2 separate regions of the Homo sapiens genome follow, and region 1 is linked to region 2. The links are chromatin loops, found by intact Hi-C in ENCODE. Cell type or tissue: ovary. All regions are shown on one strand.

Evidence for each region. Peaks named below come from ENCODE experiments on the same cell type or tissue, not always from the same donor. Only the 100,000 strongest peaks of a DNase experiment are listed, where the experiment ranks them.
Region 1: a loop joins it to region 2, with 3.0 times the contacts of the local background. A loop is called at or near these places in 17 of 110 quality-filtered maps.

Annotation. Positions count from the first base shown.
Region 1 is chr7:74,529,179-74,537,178 of GRCh38, forward strand. It overlaps GTF2IRD1 (GTF2I repeat domain containing 1), which reads left to right. Exons shown (of 27, transcript NM_005685.4): 9 at 556-739; 10 at 5,935-5,960; 11 at 6,989-7,097. It overlaps WBSCR23 (Williams-Beuren syndrome chromosome region 23), which reads left to right and starts at 3,414. Exons shown (of 1, transcript XR_007060383.1): 1 at 3,414-4,035. In ovary, no CTCF peak of the experiment used is centred here; no DNase peak of the experiment used is centred here.
Region 2 is chr7:74,429,177-74,437,176 of GRCh38, forward strand. No RefSeq gene overlaps it. Among named protein-coding and RNA genes, the nearest start is that of GTF2IRD1, 21 kb to the right of the region's middle. RefSeq lists enhancers at 444-1,417, 4,986-5,606, 6,228-6,847. In ovary, no CTCF peak of the experiment used is centred here; no DNase peak of the experiment used is centred here.

The sequences.
Region 1 (8,000 bases), 100 kb after region 2:
GATGAGGCCAGAGGTGATGAAGTCACATACGTAGGACTTTGGCTGTCACCAAATGAGATGGGAGCCACTGGACATTTTTTATTTTTATTTTTTGAGACAGGGTCTCACTCTGTTGCCCAGGCTGGAGTGCAGTGGCATGATCTTGGCTCACTGCAGCTTCGAACTCCTAGGCTCAAGTGATTCTCCCACCTCAGCCTCCCGAGTAGCTGGGACCACAGGCGTGCACCACCACACCTAGCTTTTTGTATTTTACTTTCTGCAGAGATGGGGTCTTGCTGTGTTGTCCAGGCTGGTCTTGAACTCCTGGGCTCAAGCCATCTGTCCACCTCAGCCTCCCGGAGTGCTGGAATTACAGGCATGAGTCACCGCACCCAGCCCAGCCAATTTCCTAACAGAAAAGTGATATGATTTTGACATTTCTGCAGGATCCCTCTGGCCGCTACATGGCCAGAGTGGAGTGGGGACGGTGGGAGGTGATGGGGACCGCAGCTCCCGGGTCCTGTGTGTCCAGCAGCCTGTCTAACACTCAGCCTTGCTGTTTGGTTGTCTTTCCAGCGGAAGCCCTGGGCCTGGACCACATGGTCCCCGTGCCCTACCGGAAGATTGCCTGTGACCCGGAGGCTGTGGAGATCGTGGGCATCCCGGACAAGATCCCCTTCAAGCGCCCCTGCACTTATGGAGTCCCCAAGCTGAAGCGGATCCTGGAGGAGCGCCATAGTATCCACTTCATCATTAAGAGGTGCGGGTGGGGCTGGGCGCAGTGGCTCATGCCTGTAATCCCAGCACTTTGGGAGGCCAAGGCAGGCAGATCGCTTGAGGCCAGGAGTTCGAGACCAGCCTGGTCAACATGGCAAAACCCCGTCTCTATTAACAATACAAAAATTAGCCAGGTGTGGTGGTGGGTGCCTGTAATCCCAGCTACTTGGGACGCTGAGGCAGGAGAATCTCTTGAACCCGGGAGGCAGAGGTTGCAATGAGCCAAGATCATGCCACTGCACTCCAGCCTGGGTGACAAAGTGAGACTCTGTCTCAAAAAAGAGAGGTGCGGGTGGGCGTAGGGGTCTGGCCTTCTGCTCCGGGCTTGGCTTGGGCTCCGGGTTTTGGGGCATGTGGGCTAAGCAGGGGCCTGGGGAGGCAATGATGGGGCAGGGGCAGAATGAATGGGTTCTCTAACTTAACACAGAGAATAAGACGAGTCTGAGAGAGAATTCTGTTATAGCTCCTTGTGTAGCTGTGTGGCCTATTCCTTCTGGGCCTTTTGAGGATTGAATGGAAAATGCAGGCACGGTGTCTGGCCTAATCAGGCACTTTGTAATTTTTTTTTTTTTTTTTTTTTGAATAGAGATGGGATCTTGCTATATTGCCCAGGCCTGCATAGCCTGAGTGTCAGAGCAAGGCCCTGTTTCTTAAAAAAAAAAAAAAAAAAAAAAAGGCGGCAGGGGTGGGGGGAAGGGACAATGATGGCCCCCCCGACCCAAGTTTTCCTAACATAAAATGAAAAAGTGGATGAAACACACCTGACATGTAGCAGATGTTTAATAAGCATGAGGTGTTTTTTCATTGTCCTTATTTCCCTTGTGAATTAAAACATCATTAAGTGCATCGGTGCACCTGAAGACATTTCCGACCTGGGCGTCCTTGGGCAAGTTACTTAACCACTCTGTGCCTCATTTACATAAACCAGGCCTGATACCAGCCCAGGCAACATGGCGAGACCCCATCTCTGCAAAATATTTAAAAAGTTAGCCAGGCATGGTGGCAGGTACCTGTAGTCCCAGCTACTTGGAGGCTGAGATGGGAGGATCACTTGACCACAGGAGTTCGAGACTGCAGTGAGCTATGATCGTGCCACTGCACTCCAGCCTGGGTGACAGAGTGACACCCCATCTCAAAAAATAAAAAATAGGCCAGGCATGGTGGCCTGGATTACGCCTGTAATCCCAGCACTTTGGGAGGCCAGGATGAGTGGATCACCTGAGGTCAAGAGTTTGAGACCAGCCCGGCCAACATGGTGAAACTCCGTCTCTACTAAACATACAAAAATTAGCCAGGTGTGGTGGCGCACGCCTGTAGTCCCAGCTACTCGGGAGGCTGAGGCATGAGAATGGCTTGAATTCGGGCGACAGAGATTGCAGTGAGCCAAGATGGCACAACTGCACTCCAGCCTGGGTGACAGCGAGAATCCATCTCTAAATAAATAAATTAAACATAGAATAACCAGGCCTGATAATTGTCCATGCCTCATAGTGTTGATCGGAGAGTAAATTACCAGATGTGGATGAAATGCTTAGAACAGTGGCTACAGCTTCAGAGCCTCCAAGTACACTTTTTTCTATTACACACCCCAGCCTCATCATTTAACCATCTGAGATCATGCTGGCAAAAGTGAGTCAGGAGAGGAGGGCTTAAAAAGGAGCCAGGGGCTGAGCACAGTGGCTTACGGCCTGTAATCCCAGCACTTTAGGAGGCCAAGGTAGGCGGATCACTTGAGCCTAGGAGTTCAAGACCAGCCTGGCCAACGTAGCAAGACCCCATCTCCAAAAAGAAAAAAAAAAAGTGGGGGGAGCCAGGAGGTAGAGTCTCTGCCCTGGCCCAGGTATCTGCAGGGTATGCACCATCTGGGAGTCAGAAGTGCTTTCTACAAGGCCTGAGGGTCTTGTTATTGGTGGTACAGCTCTCTGCCCCCCACCTCTGCCCCAACCCCAACTCATGCCAAGTTCTGGCCTCCTACTTCTCATGTCTGTATTCCTACTGGGATACAATAGAATCCCCCAGGGCTGTGGGTTCACACCTCAGGGGCAGATATATTGGTTCTAGCTAAGCCAGAACTTAGGAGGAGAAAGTATCTGGAGAAGATTTCTAGAACTCAGAACTGTGCTTAGAGGCTGGCCAGCGACCCCTTGGTCAGTGCCTATCATGTGGGCCTTCCAGTCCGGGCAGCCCGTGAGGGCATCTGACCGCTCCCTGACATCTGCCTCCACCCCCAATGCCCCCCCAGGGAATGGTGTAAGTCCCTGATGCTGTCTCGAACCCACATCTCCCCGACCCTGTTCTCCCTGATAAATAAATAAAACTGTAAATAATAAAACTGCAGGCTGGGCACAGTGGCTTACACTTGTAATCCTAGCACTTGGAAAGGCTGAGACAGGAGGATCACTTGAGGCCAGGAGTTTGAGACCAACCTGGGCAATATAGTGAGACCCTATTTCTACAAAAAATAAAATAAATAGCCAGGCCTGGTGGTATGCACCTGTAGTCCTAGCTACTGAGGAGGCTGACGGAGGAGGATCACTTGAGCCCAGGAATTGGAGGCTGCAGTGAGCTATGATCACGCCACTGCACTCCAGCCTGGGCGACAGAGCCAGACCCTATCTCTGAAAACAATAATAAAACGACAACCAATGCTGACTGTGTCTCCATCACTGGGTGGGGCTGAGGAAGCAGGCCTCAGAAAGGAAGCCAGTTTTCCCCCAAAATTATTCCCTGAGGCTGCCTCTGGGCCTGTGGATCCAGATGTGTGGGGGCCTTCAGGAGTGGCAGGGGAGTGGGGCCTCCAGCGTGAAAACAGAAGTCACCGTCAGCCTTGCACCCCCGGCTCTGCCTCCCAGGACTGGTGTTTTTGCCTCTGTTTTAATTTCCTGCTGGGTCCTCCCTTGGACATTGTCAGGTATGCAGGCTGGGACATCCCTTCTTTCCTCCTACATTCCCCCTAGAGCCCAAGGCTCTGTCCGTGGTCCAGCCACTCCATGGCAGGGAAGCTGTACCTCCATAATCAGCTGCCTGAGGGCCCCTGACCCACCACCAGGCACCACCCTGGTGGGGCTGAGGTTAGAAGGGAAAGAATGCCAGAACTCCAGTCCTGGAGGCAGGAGAGTGTGTGAGCCCAGCCCCGCCCTCTCAGACTCTCAGACCTTTATTTCATCCTCATTTTCCTGGCTAGAGGTTCCATGCATCATTTTTTTTTTTTTTTTTTTCAGATGGAGTCTCACTCTATTGCCCAGGCTGGAGTGCAGTGGTGCTATGTCGGCTCACTGAAACCTCCGCCTCTCAGGTTCAAGCAATTCTCCTGCCTCCGCCTCCCAAGTAGCTGGGATTACAGGCATGCACCACCACACCTGGCTAGTTTTTGTATTTTTAGTAGAGACGGGGTTTCACCATGTTGGCCAGGCTGGTCTCAAACTCCTGACCTCAGGTGATCCACCTGCCTGGGCTTCCCAAAGTACTGGGATTATAGGCTTGAGCCACCACGCCCGGCTGGTTCCATGCATCTTACCTGGATGACTTGGGTCCCTAAATGGGCCCCTGGGTGCCCAGCCTCCCCTCCTCCAATACATTCTCTGATAATCTGACCTTGTCATGACCATTGGGGCACCTGTTGCCCACAGGGTAGAGGCCAGGTGCCTGAGGACAGCACTGAAGGCCGTGCACCTCCACCTCCAGCCTCCAGTCACCTCACCTAGCTCACTGCTCTCTCTCCTGCAAAGTCTCTCCTGCTTCCCTCCCTAAGGGAAGGGCTGGCCGCTCACTGCTTGGGCCCCCTTGATTTCTAAGACACCTGTGAAGGGTCCCACAAGGCCAGGCACAGTGGCTCTTGTCTGTAATCCCAGCGCTCTGGGAGGCTGAGGCAGGAGGATCACTTGAGGTCAGGAGTTCAATGTGGACAACACAGTAAGACCCTGTCTCTACAAAAAAATTTAAAACTTAGCTGGCATTGGTGGCGCATGCCTATAGTCCCAGCTACTTGGGAGGTTGAGGTAGGAGGATCGCTTGAACCCAGGAGTTCAAGTCTGCAGTGAGCTATGATTGCACCACTGCACTCCAGCCTGGGTGATAGAGCAAGACCCCAACTCAAAAAAAAAAAAAAGGATCCCACGGTTCACCTTGTGCTGCCACGATCGGTTGGCAGCTCTGCTCTGTGCCGTCCTGTGCCTGTCACTGAGTAAGATGCAGGAGAAGTTGGGCAAAAGCCCTCAGGATAAACGAATAAGTCATTCAGAGTAGGTGCTGGTGGGAAATGGGCTTGAGTCACTCACCTGGGGCCAGAAGAGGCCCCCAGGGAGTTGTGAGCAGATTAGACCCTCCAAGACCGCCCCAGGGGTTGGCCCATGCTTTCCCTAACTGTGCAAAAATGGTTTGGGATAGGCTGGGTGCCGTGGGTCACGCCTGTAATCCCAGCACTTTGGGAGGCTGAGGCAGGTGGATCACCTCAAGTCAGGAGTTCGAGACCAGCCTGGCCAACATGGTGAAACCCCATCTCTACTAAAAATACAGAAATTAGCTGGGTGTGGTTGCACACGCCTGTAATCCCAGCTACTCAGGAGGCTGAGGGAGGAGAATCCCTTGAACCCGGGAGGCGGAGGTTCATGGGGAACCCAGCAGGAAATTAGAATAGAACCAAAAACGCCAGTCATGGGAGGCAGAGCTGGGGGAGCGAGGCTGACAATGACTCCTGTTTTCACGCTGAGAGACCCCACTCCCCTGCTGAGATCGCGCCACTGCACTCCAGCCTGGGCGACAGAGCAAGACTCCATCTCAAAAAAAAAGTTAATTAATTAATTAGATTAAAGTACAACAATTAGCAGGGCATGGTGGTGCACGTCTGTAGTCCCAGCTACTCAGGAGGCTGAGGCAGAAGAATCGCTTGAACCCTGGAGGCGGAGGTTGCCGTGAGCCAAGATCGCACCACTGCACTCCAGCCTGGGCGACAAAGTGAGACTCTGTCTCCAAAAATAAAAATAAAAATAAACGGTTTGGGATGTTCTGAGGTTCCAGACATGCCCTCTCCTGCCTGCATGTCTGCCGGATGCCCAGGTCTGTAGCTGTGCATGTGTCACTCAGTGACCATCACCAAAGGGGACTGGAGGCATCTCCCCGAGCCCTGGGAGAGTCCTCCAGCCTGCACTGTTCTCATGCCTGTCTCTCTTCTCTCCCCAGGATGTTTGATGAGCGAATTTTCACAGGTATGTGGGGACCATCTAGTCCATTCTGAAGTTTCCGGATTGGTTCCCCAACAGAACCCGAGCTGCCACCACCCTGGACTTGGTCCTCCTGAGCGCCTCCCCTCAGGCAGGGAGGGAGGCTGGGCTGTGGTTTCTGTGTCCTGGGACAGAAATGGGTCCCAGGCTTCTAGGTGCTGACAGACTGTCAGGACAACCCCTCCCAGCTTCAAATGCCCTGGACAGAGAGTACTAAAGCTGGACGCTAACCGGTGCCAGGTTGGTGAACCTGAGCCTGTGCCAGGCTCTCTTTGAAGCTGCCAGCATATTTTATTTTAATCTGATTCCAACAATCCTATGAAGGTGGCTCCACTCCACTACTCTCACGTGCAGACAGAGGAACGGAAGCCCAGCTGGTGAGCACGGGTCCCTGCTGCATGCCCAGCAGTGTGACTCCAGAGCCCATGCAGTGGCCCGTGGGCCAGCACACCTGTCCCAGGAGGAAGATGCGGGCTCTTCCCGGGGTAGCAAAAGCATCACGGTTCTTGGGGTGATCCTGGCACCCCAGTTCCGGTCCCGCCTCCCACCAGCTGTGTGACTTTGGGCAAGGTCTTGTGGGCTTCAGTGTCCACGTCTGTGAGATGAGGATAAGGGCGCCTTCCTCTGGGCTCCTGGCACGATGACATGAGAGCCTGGTCTTGTGATGCAGCCATGGGGAAGCCCCGGCCCTTTTCTGAGGGCTCAGCCCCCATAGTGTGTTGGAGGGCAGGAGAACCATCTCTGGTTGCTGCCTCCCATTCCTCCTGCCCCTTGCTCTCCCAAATCTCTGGCCACCTCTGGCACTAGGGCTGCTGTTCCTCCTTCTGGCGTCAGAGTCTCTCCCCAGGACCCGTTCCTGGCTGTTGGCTGGACGTGGCGCCCACAAGGACAGGCAGAGGCCAGGCCCTATCCCCGGGATTCCCCCAGCTTCACACACAGACCTTTACCCAGGGGCTCTGCAGCAAGAGGAGGCCAGAGGGCCTTCACCCTGACCTCCCTGACTCTCCCCACAGGGAACAAGTTTACCAAAGACACCACGAAGCTGGAGCCAGCCAGCCCGCCAGAGGACACCTCTGCAGAGGTCTCTAGGGCCACCGTCCTTGACCTTGCTGGGAATGCTCGGTGAGGCCCCGCCCCTGGCCCCGGAGGCCCGCGGCCAGCCCTGCTCTGGGCTGAGGCAGTGTTACCTGCAAGGGGGTACCCAGGGCGGCTCCCACCACACCACCACCCCTCGAAGGTGCAAAGGGAGGGCAAGGGAAAACAGACTCCACCTACTTCCCTCTGCCTAGAGAACTCTCACATAGAGAACTCTCCCGCCCCCAACATCTAGCCAGATGTCACCTCTCTCAGAAGCCTCTAAATGCCCACACTAGGCCAGGTGCGGTGGCTCACACCTGTAATCCCAGCACTTTGGGAGGCCGAGGCGGGCGGATCTCTTGAGGTCAGGAGTTCGAGACCAGCCTGGGCAACATGGTGAAACTCCCATCTCTACTAAAAACAAAATTAGCCGGGTGTGGTGGTGCGCATGTGTAATCCCAGCTACTCGGGAGGCTGAGGCAAGAGAATGGCTTGAACCTGGGAGGGAGAGGTTGCAGTGAGCTGAGATTGCACTACTGTACTCCAGTCTGGGTGACAGAGCAAGACTCTATCTCAAAATAAATACATGCCCACACCAGGCCGGACTTGGTGGCTCACTCCTGTAATCCCAGCGCTTTGGGAGGCTGAGGTGGGTGGATCTCTTGATCCCAGGAGTTTGAGACCAGCTTGGGCAACATAGTGAGACCCTTGTCTCTACAAAAAATAAAAAGTTAGCTGGGCGTGGTGGCTGGTACCTGTGGTCCCAGCTACTTGGGAGGCTGAGATGGGAGGATTGCTTGAGCCTGGGAGGTAAAGGCTGCAGTGAGCTATGATCGCACCACTGCACTCCAGCCTGGGCAACAGAGTAAAGACCTTGTTTCAAAAATACAAACATGCAGCTGGGCATGATGGCTCACGCCTGTAATCCCAGCACTTTGCGAGGCTGAG
Region 2 (8,000 bases):
CCTGCACCTCCCCTTCAGAGACAACTGAACCAGGCCCTGGTGACTTGCCCCCCCGCCCCTGCCCACACCTCATCCTGTCCTCAAGGGCACTTGGGGGACGGGAGGGACGTGTGGAGGGAGGCTGGTTATTAATTAAAAACCAAGTCATGCACAGATCCTGCTTCATTCCAATAAAAACCGTCAAGGGTATTAATTACCAGATCTGGCGATAGACGCGGGTTAGGTTTACTCAGGCCCGGTAAGGATGCTGGTGGCCAGAATATCAATGAGCACCCGGGCTCCTCGGCTCTGGGCCCTGGGCTGAGCACGGGCTGGGCAGGCGCGGGGCACCTTGGGGAGGACGAATTGTGATGAAAATAACACCGATGCCACTAAATGCTTCTCAACCAGCACTTCCCGAGTTCCAAGCAGGGGGCCACATACCATTGCTACATGCCTGATGTCATCTCACTCCCGAAAGCCTTGTGAAATGGATTCTATTTTTATCCCCATTTTGCAGCTAAGGGCATTAGGGTACAGAGAGGTTTTGTAATTTGATGGGGTCACACAGCTGGCAAGGGGCAGTGCTGGGATACCAGCCTGGGCTCTTTTTATTTTTGTTATATTTATTTATTTATTTTTTAGGACAGGATCTTGCTCTGTCACCCAGGCTGGAGTGCAGTGGCACAATCACAGCTCACTACAGCCTCGAACTCCTGGGCTCAAGCGATTCTCCTGCCTCCACCTCCCGAGTAGCTGGGACTACAACGACATGCCATCACGCCTGGCTAATTTTTTTTTTTTGAGATGGAATTTCACTCTTGTTGCCCAGGCTGGAGTGCACTGGTACGATCTTGGCTCACTGCAACCTCCACCTCCTGGGTTCAAGTGATTCTCCTGCCTCAGCCTTCCGAGTAGCTGGGATTACAGGCACCCACCACCATGCCCTGCTAATTTTTTGTATTTTTAGTGGAGACAGGGTGATGCCATATTGAGCAGGCTGGTCTCGAACTCCTTACCTCAGGTGATCTGCCCACCTTGGCCTCCCAAATTGCTGGGATTACAGGCATGAGCCACTATGCCCGGCCATGCCCAGCTAATTTCTTAGTAGAGATGGGGTCTCGCTATGTGGTGCAGGGTGGTCTCAAACTCCTGGCCTCAAGCAGTCCTCCCGCTTCAGAAGCCTCCCAAAGTGCTGGGATTACAGGTGTGAGCCACCATGCCTGGCAGCCTGTGCTCTCAAAGTCCCAGAGGAGCTGGGCTGCGTCATCAAAGCAACCCTTCCTTGGACAAATGGGGAAACCGAGGCAGGAGAGAGCATCACTTGCAAAATCACACATTGGAGGAATGTCGACCATGTCCCCTGAGGCCCAGTGTAGGACTCTCCTCCCACCAGACTAAGTGTGTATATGTTGGGGTGGGGATCCTTGCCAGAAAGGGAGGGGTGTGGCCGGGTGTGATGGCCCACGCCTGAAATCCCAGCACTTTGGGAAGCCGAGGCGGGTGAATCACCTGAGGTCAGGAGTTTGAGACCAGCCTGGCTGATGTGGTAAAACCTCATCTCTACTAAAAATACAAAAAAAAAAAAAAAATTAGCCAGGCATAGTGGTGGGCGCTTGTAATCCCAGCTACTCGGGAGGCTGAAGCAGGAGAATCGTGTGGACCCGGGAGGAGGAGGTTGCAGTGAGCCGAGATTGCGCCACTGCGCTCCAGCCTGGGTGACAGACTGAGATTCTGTCTCAAAAAAAAAAAAAGAAAGAAAATAGAAAGGGAGAGGGTGTAGGGGCCCCAGATAGGCCAGGATTTGGGGGTCAAGGCCACCTGCCACTTCCTGTCTCCCTCCTCACCTGCCTCCCTCCTCCCTTCATCCATCCATCCTCTCCAAACCCTCAGCAGCCCAGCACTCCTCTGTGTCAACCCTGGAAGGCGGTCTCAGCCCGGCACAAGTCCCCAGCGGCATTAAAATAGGCCTGACCTAAATACAAGCACAATGCCAGCGCTGAAAACACGGCTGTGTCAGCGGAAACTCCAGCTGGGTAGGAAAAAAAAATACACTTTGGGATTCAAGCCATCACCCCACCCCAGAAAGGGGGCCGGGCTGCCCCAGGGCCAGGGCCAGTGCCACCTACAGGACCCTGAGCACCCATAGTTCCCTAAACGTCCCCAAGTGTGGCAAAGTGGCGGAGGGGAGAGGACTCTGCTTCTGTGGCCTGACAGACGGCAAGCTCACAAGGGGGTCAGGCAGCCCTCAGCAACCACTGCTATCACTCCGGGGAACTGAGGCTCTGAGAGGGGAGGTGGCCACCCGAGGTGGCACAGCTTATAAGTAGCAGGAGTGGGGCAGCCGCTTGATTTCCAGGCAGGAAGAGGAGAGGGACAGCAAACAGGCTCCTAATGCAGAAGCTTGGGCCTGTGACTCAAAACAGGTATTAAGTAAACACGTTCTATCAAGAGGCCATCCATGCCTGTAATGCCAGCACCTTGGGAGGCCAAGGTGGGGGATCACTTGAGGTCAGGAGTTCAAAACCAGCCTGGCCAACATGACGAAACCCCTTCTCTACTAAAAATACAAAAATTAGCCAGGGGTGGTGGTGCGCACCTATAATCCCAGCTACTTGGGAGCCTGAGGCACAAGAATTGCTTGAATCCAGGAGGTGGAGGTTGCAGTAAGCTGAGATCGTGCCACTGCACTACAGGGTGAGACTCTGTCTCAAAAAAACAAACTGAAAAAAAAAAGAGGCCATTGACAGCCTTGAAGACCTTACTTTTAATTTTTATTTATTTATTTATTATTATTATTATTGAGATACGGTCTTGCTCTGTCACCTAGGCTGGAGAGCAGTGGCGCGATCATGGCTCACTGCAGACTTGAACTCCTGGGCTCAAGTGATCCTCGAATCTCAGCCTCCTGAGCAGCTGGTTCTACAGGCACATGCCACCACACTCAGCTAATTTTTTGTATATTTTGTACAGATGGGGTCTCTCTATGGTGCCAAGGCTGGTCTCAAACTCCTGGCCTGAAGCGACCCTCCCACCTCAGCCTCTCAAAGTGCTGGGATTACAGGCATGAGCCACTGTGATTGGCCTGAAGGCCCTAAGTTTCTATTCAAACCAGAACTTGGCCGGGCGCAGTGTCTCATGCCTGTAATCCAAGCACTTTGGGAGGCTGAGGCAGATGGATCACCTGAGGTCAGGAGTTTGAGACCAGCCTGGCCACCATGTGAAACCCCCATCTCTACTAAACATACAAAAAAATTAGTCATGCGTAGTGGCGCACACCTGTAATCCCAGCTACTCGGGAGGCTGAGGCACGAAAATTGCTTGAACCTGGGAGGCAGAGGTTACAGTGAGCTGAGAGTATGCCACTGCACTCCAGCCTGGGCGACAAAGTGAGACTCCGTCTCTAAAAAAATAAAAATAAAACTGAGCAGGGCACGGTGGCTCAAGCCTATAATCCCAGCCCTTTGGGAGGCTGAGGCAGGTGGATCACCTGAGGTCAGGAGTTCAAGACCAGACTGGCCAACATGGTGAAACCCCGTCTCTACTAAAAATACAAAAATTAGCTGGGCATGGAGGCACACGCTTGTAGTCCCAGCTACTCAGGAGGCCGAGGCAGGAGAATCACTTGAACCTGGGAGGCAGAGGGAGCCTGTGTGACAGAGCCAGACTCTGTCTCCAAAAAAAAAAAAAAGAAAGAAACACATTATTTGCACATGAGGCACAATATGAATTGTGTAGATTCGGCGATTCTGCTCACGAGTAAAATGCTCTTATAGCTACATTTAAAGCCAGCATTGAACGATATAAAGATAAATGGTAAAGAATGAAATAGTAAAAGACTAATCATTTAGCATTTTAATGTTTCTGTATTAAGAACGACATTAAATGGCAAATAGCAATTTTTTTCAAAATCATGATGTCAAGAGAGAGTCAGCCCAAGGATGAAAGGAAGAAGTTTTGTATTTTAGCACCTTCGAGGACACATTTTTCCTGCTTTTTGAACAATGTGCCCCACACTTTCCTCTTGCAGTGATGTAGCCAACCCTGGCCCTGGAGCTGCACCATTCGGGGTAGGGAAAGAGAAGCATGTCTTCAGTGGTTTTCTTTTTCTTCTTGTTGTTTTTGTTTTTGTTTTGTTTTGTTTTTTGAGACAGAGTCTTGCTCTGTCACCCAGGCTGGAGTGCAATGGCACAATCTCGGCTCACTGCAACCTCTGCCTCCCGGGTTCAAGCGCTTCTCCTGCCTCAGCCTCCTGAGTAGATGGGATTACAGGGCACCTGCCATCATGCCTGGCTAATTTTCTTTTTTTTTTTTTTTTTGGAGACGGAGTCTTGCTCTGTTGCCCAGGCTGGTACAGTGGCGCGATCTCGGCTCACTGCAAGCTCTGCCTCCCAGGTTCAAGCCATTCTCCTGCTTCAGCCTCTCAAGTAGCTGGGACTACAGGCGCCTGCCACCCCGCCCAGCTAATTTTTTTGTATTTTTAGTAGAGACGGGGTTTCACCATGTTAGTTGGGATGGTCTCGATCTCCTGACCTTGTGATCCACCCACCTCGGCCTCCCAAAGTGCTGGGATTACAGGCATGAGCCACCATGCCCAGCCGCTAATTTTTGTATTTTTAGTAGAGATGGGGTTTCGCCATGTTGGCCAGGCTGGTCTCAAACTCCTGACCTCAAGTGATCCACACGACTCGACCTCTGCCTCGGCCTCCCAAAGTGCTGGGACAATAGGCATGAGCCACCACGCCCGGCCGGGTGGTTTTCTTTTTCTTCTTTATTCAGTTCTTGGCAAACTAGAATAAAGAGGGGCCTCCTGCCCCCAGACCTACCCTGTCCTGGGGCTCGTAGTAAAGAGGTGGCAAATTTTCTGCTACATTTCCGGCAGGCTGGGATCCCGGGCAGCAGGGAGCCCAGACGTGTGAGCGGCAGAGCTGAGGCTGGCTGAGGAGGAAGGGCTCTGTCCTCTTTACAGAGGAATCTCATTCTCCTGGCCTTGTGGCTGGCCCACCTGACGCTCCCCAGATGGCACAACCATCCCCATCCTGAGTATAGGAAACGAAAGTTTGAGGACCGGGTGCGGGGCTCACGTCTGTAATCCCAGCACTTTGGGAGGCCATTGCGAGAGGATCGCTTGAGCCCAGAATTTCGAGACCAGCCTGGGCAACCCAGTGACTCTCCATCTCTACAAAAAATAAATAAATAAAATTGGCTGGGCACATGCTTGTAGTCCCAGCCACTCAGGAGGCTGAGGTGGGAGGATCATTTGAGCCTAAGAGGTGGAGGCTACAGCAAGCTGTGATCGAGCCACTTTACTCCAGCCTGGGTAACAGAGTAAGACCCTATCTCTAAATAAACAAATGAATAAAGAAACTGAGGTTTGGGCAGAGAAGGTGATAGGCAGAAAATGCTGTGACTGCATCATATATGCAGATGTACACAGGGCAGGTGGGGTCCACAGAAATGGGTCACACACAGGGGTGACTCCATCTAACCCAGCACCTTTCCCAGTGGTGGCCCAGTTAGGGAGCCCAGCCGGGTAACACCAAGCATGTGAGGGCCAGGGCAGCTGGGAACCTGAGCCTGTAGAACCCCGGGGCTTCCAAGAGGCCAGCCCAGGAAGGTGAGTGGGGCTGGTAAGTATTCCCAGGGGTTGGGCCTAATTTTTTGTTGTTGTTTTTGTTTTGAGACGGAGTCTTACGCTTGTCACCCAGGCGGGAGTGCTGTGACTCAATCTTGGCTCACCGCAACCTCCGCCTCCCGGGTTCAAGCAATTCTCCTGCCTCAGCCTCCCGAGTGGCTGGAATTATAAGTGCCCACCACCACACCCAGCTAATTTTTGGATTTTTAGTAGAGATGGGGTTTCACCATGTTGCCCAGGCTGGTCTCGAACTCCTGACCTCAGGTGATCCCCCTACCTCGGCCTCCCAAAGTGCTAGGATTACAGGTGTGAGCCACTGCACGTGGCCTAATTTTTAATGTTTAACTAGAGACGGGGAGAACACTGACTCTTACTAAGTTATTCCGGGGAGGAAGCTGAGCCAGCCGGCAGTGGAGACAGCTCCTGGACAGCAACCTCTCTCTGGGCCTTCTGGGTTGTTTCTCCCAAGTAGACAGCAGGAGCTGAGTCAGAGCCCTGCCCTGGTGTCCCTCCTGAGCCCCCAGCCCCTTCACCCGCCTCTCACAGCTCCTGCCTTTAGCCACTTGTTCCAGCAAAGCCCTGGCAGCCTCAGACTCTGGGTCAGGTCGTATGCTGGGTGCAGGGACTCAGAGAGCCCTCAGACAGGGCCCCTGCTGGAGAACCTCATGGTCCAGTGGGAAGGCAGATGGTTTCAAAGCACTGTGGGCTTGGGAGGCCCAGACAGGCACCTGACCAGCCTGAGATCAGGGGCTCCTTCCTGGAGGCAGTAACCTGGGAGGTGAGCCCGCAGAGGCGAACAGAGCATTGCCGGGCAGACAAGAAGGCAGGGAGGACACCTACCGAGGTGGCCACTGTCTAAGACCCTCAGGGTTCTCTGAGTGCTGGCTGGTGCTGACATGTATATCTGCCCAACAGCATCTCCAGGACCAGCCCCCAGTGACCCGTGGAAGATCATGCCTCTCTAGCGCTCTGAGTTCAGGCTGTTTGTGCTGCTGTGACAAAATACCTGAGGCTGGGCACAGTGGCTCACACCTGTAATCTCAGCACTTTGGGAGGCCAAGATGGCAGATCCCTTGGACCCGGGAGTTTGAGACCAGCCTGGGCAACATGGTGAAACCTGTCTCCACCAAAATATAAAAATTATCCCGGCATGGTGGTGCATGCCTGTAGTCCCAGCTACTTGGGAGGCTGAGGTGGGAGGATCCCTTGAACCCGGGAGTGGGAGGTTGCAGTGAGCTGAGATCATGCCACTGCACACCAGCCTGGGTGACAGAGTGAGACACCCATCTCAAAAAAAAAAAAAAGAATTATATTAAAAAAAACCCATAAAAATAAAAACACAAAATAAAAAAATATTTTAAAAGACAAAATACCTGAAACTGGGGAATTTATAAAGAACAGAAATTTATTTTCTCATGGTTCTAGAGGCTGGGAAGTCCAAGATCAAGTAGCCAGCAGGTTCACTGCCTGGGGAGGGCCCTAGTCTCTGCTTCCAAGATGGCACCTTTTGGCTGCATCCTGCGTGGGGGATGAACTCTGCTCACACATGGCAGAAGGTGGAAAGGCAAAGGGTCCTAAGCTAGTTCCCTCCAGCCCTTTTATAAGGCACCAATCTGTAGGCTCATGCTCTCATGACCTAATTACTTCCCAAAAAGACCCCACCTCTCAATACCACCACCACAATGAGTAAGTCTCAACATGAATTTTGGAAGAGACATCATCATTGAAATCATAGCATTCTGCTCCTGGGCCCCCAAAACTCATGTCCTTTTCACGTTCACATATGACATACATTCATTCCAGCCAGGCACAATGGCTCACGTCTGTAATCCCAGCACTTTGGGAGGCCAAGGTGGGAGGATCACCTAAGCCCAGGAAGTCGAGGCTGCAGTGAGCCACAATTGCGCCACTGCACTTTAACCTGGGCAACAGAGTAAGACCTTGTCTCAAAACAAAACAAAACAAACAAACAAACATACTACTCATTTTATCCCAGTAGCCCTGAAAAGCCTTAACTGATTCTAGCATCAACTTTAAAGTCCAAGTCCAAAGTCTCATCTAAATATTATCTACCTCAGATATGGGTAAGACTCTAGGGTGTGTTTCATCCTGAGGCATCAATATGCCTCCTGCTGAGTCTATGAAATCAAACAAGTAAAGTGCTTCCAAAAGACAACAGTGGGCCAGGTACAGGACAGATGTTTCCATTCCGAAAGGGGGAAGTAGGAAAGAAGGAAAGGATTGAAAAAAAAAATAGAATAAGGAAAGAAGGAAAGGATAATAGATCCTAAGTAAGTCCCAAACCCAACAGGGCAAACAACATTAAATTTTCCTGCTCTGTCGCCCAGGCTGGATTGCAGTGGTGCTAGCATAGCTCACTGCAGAC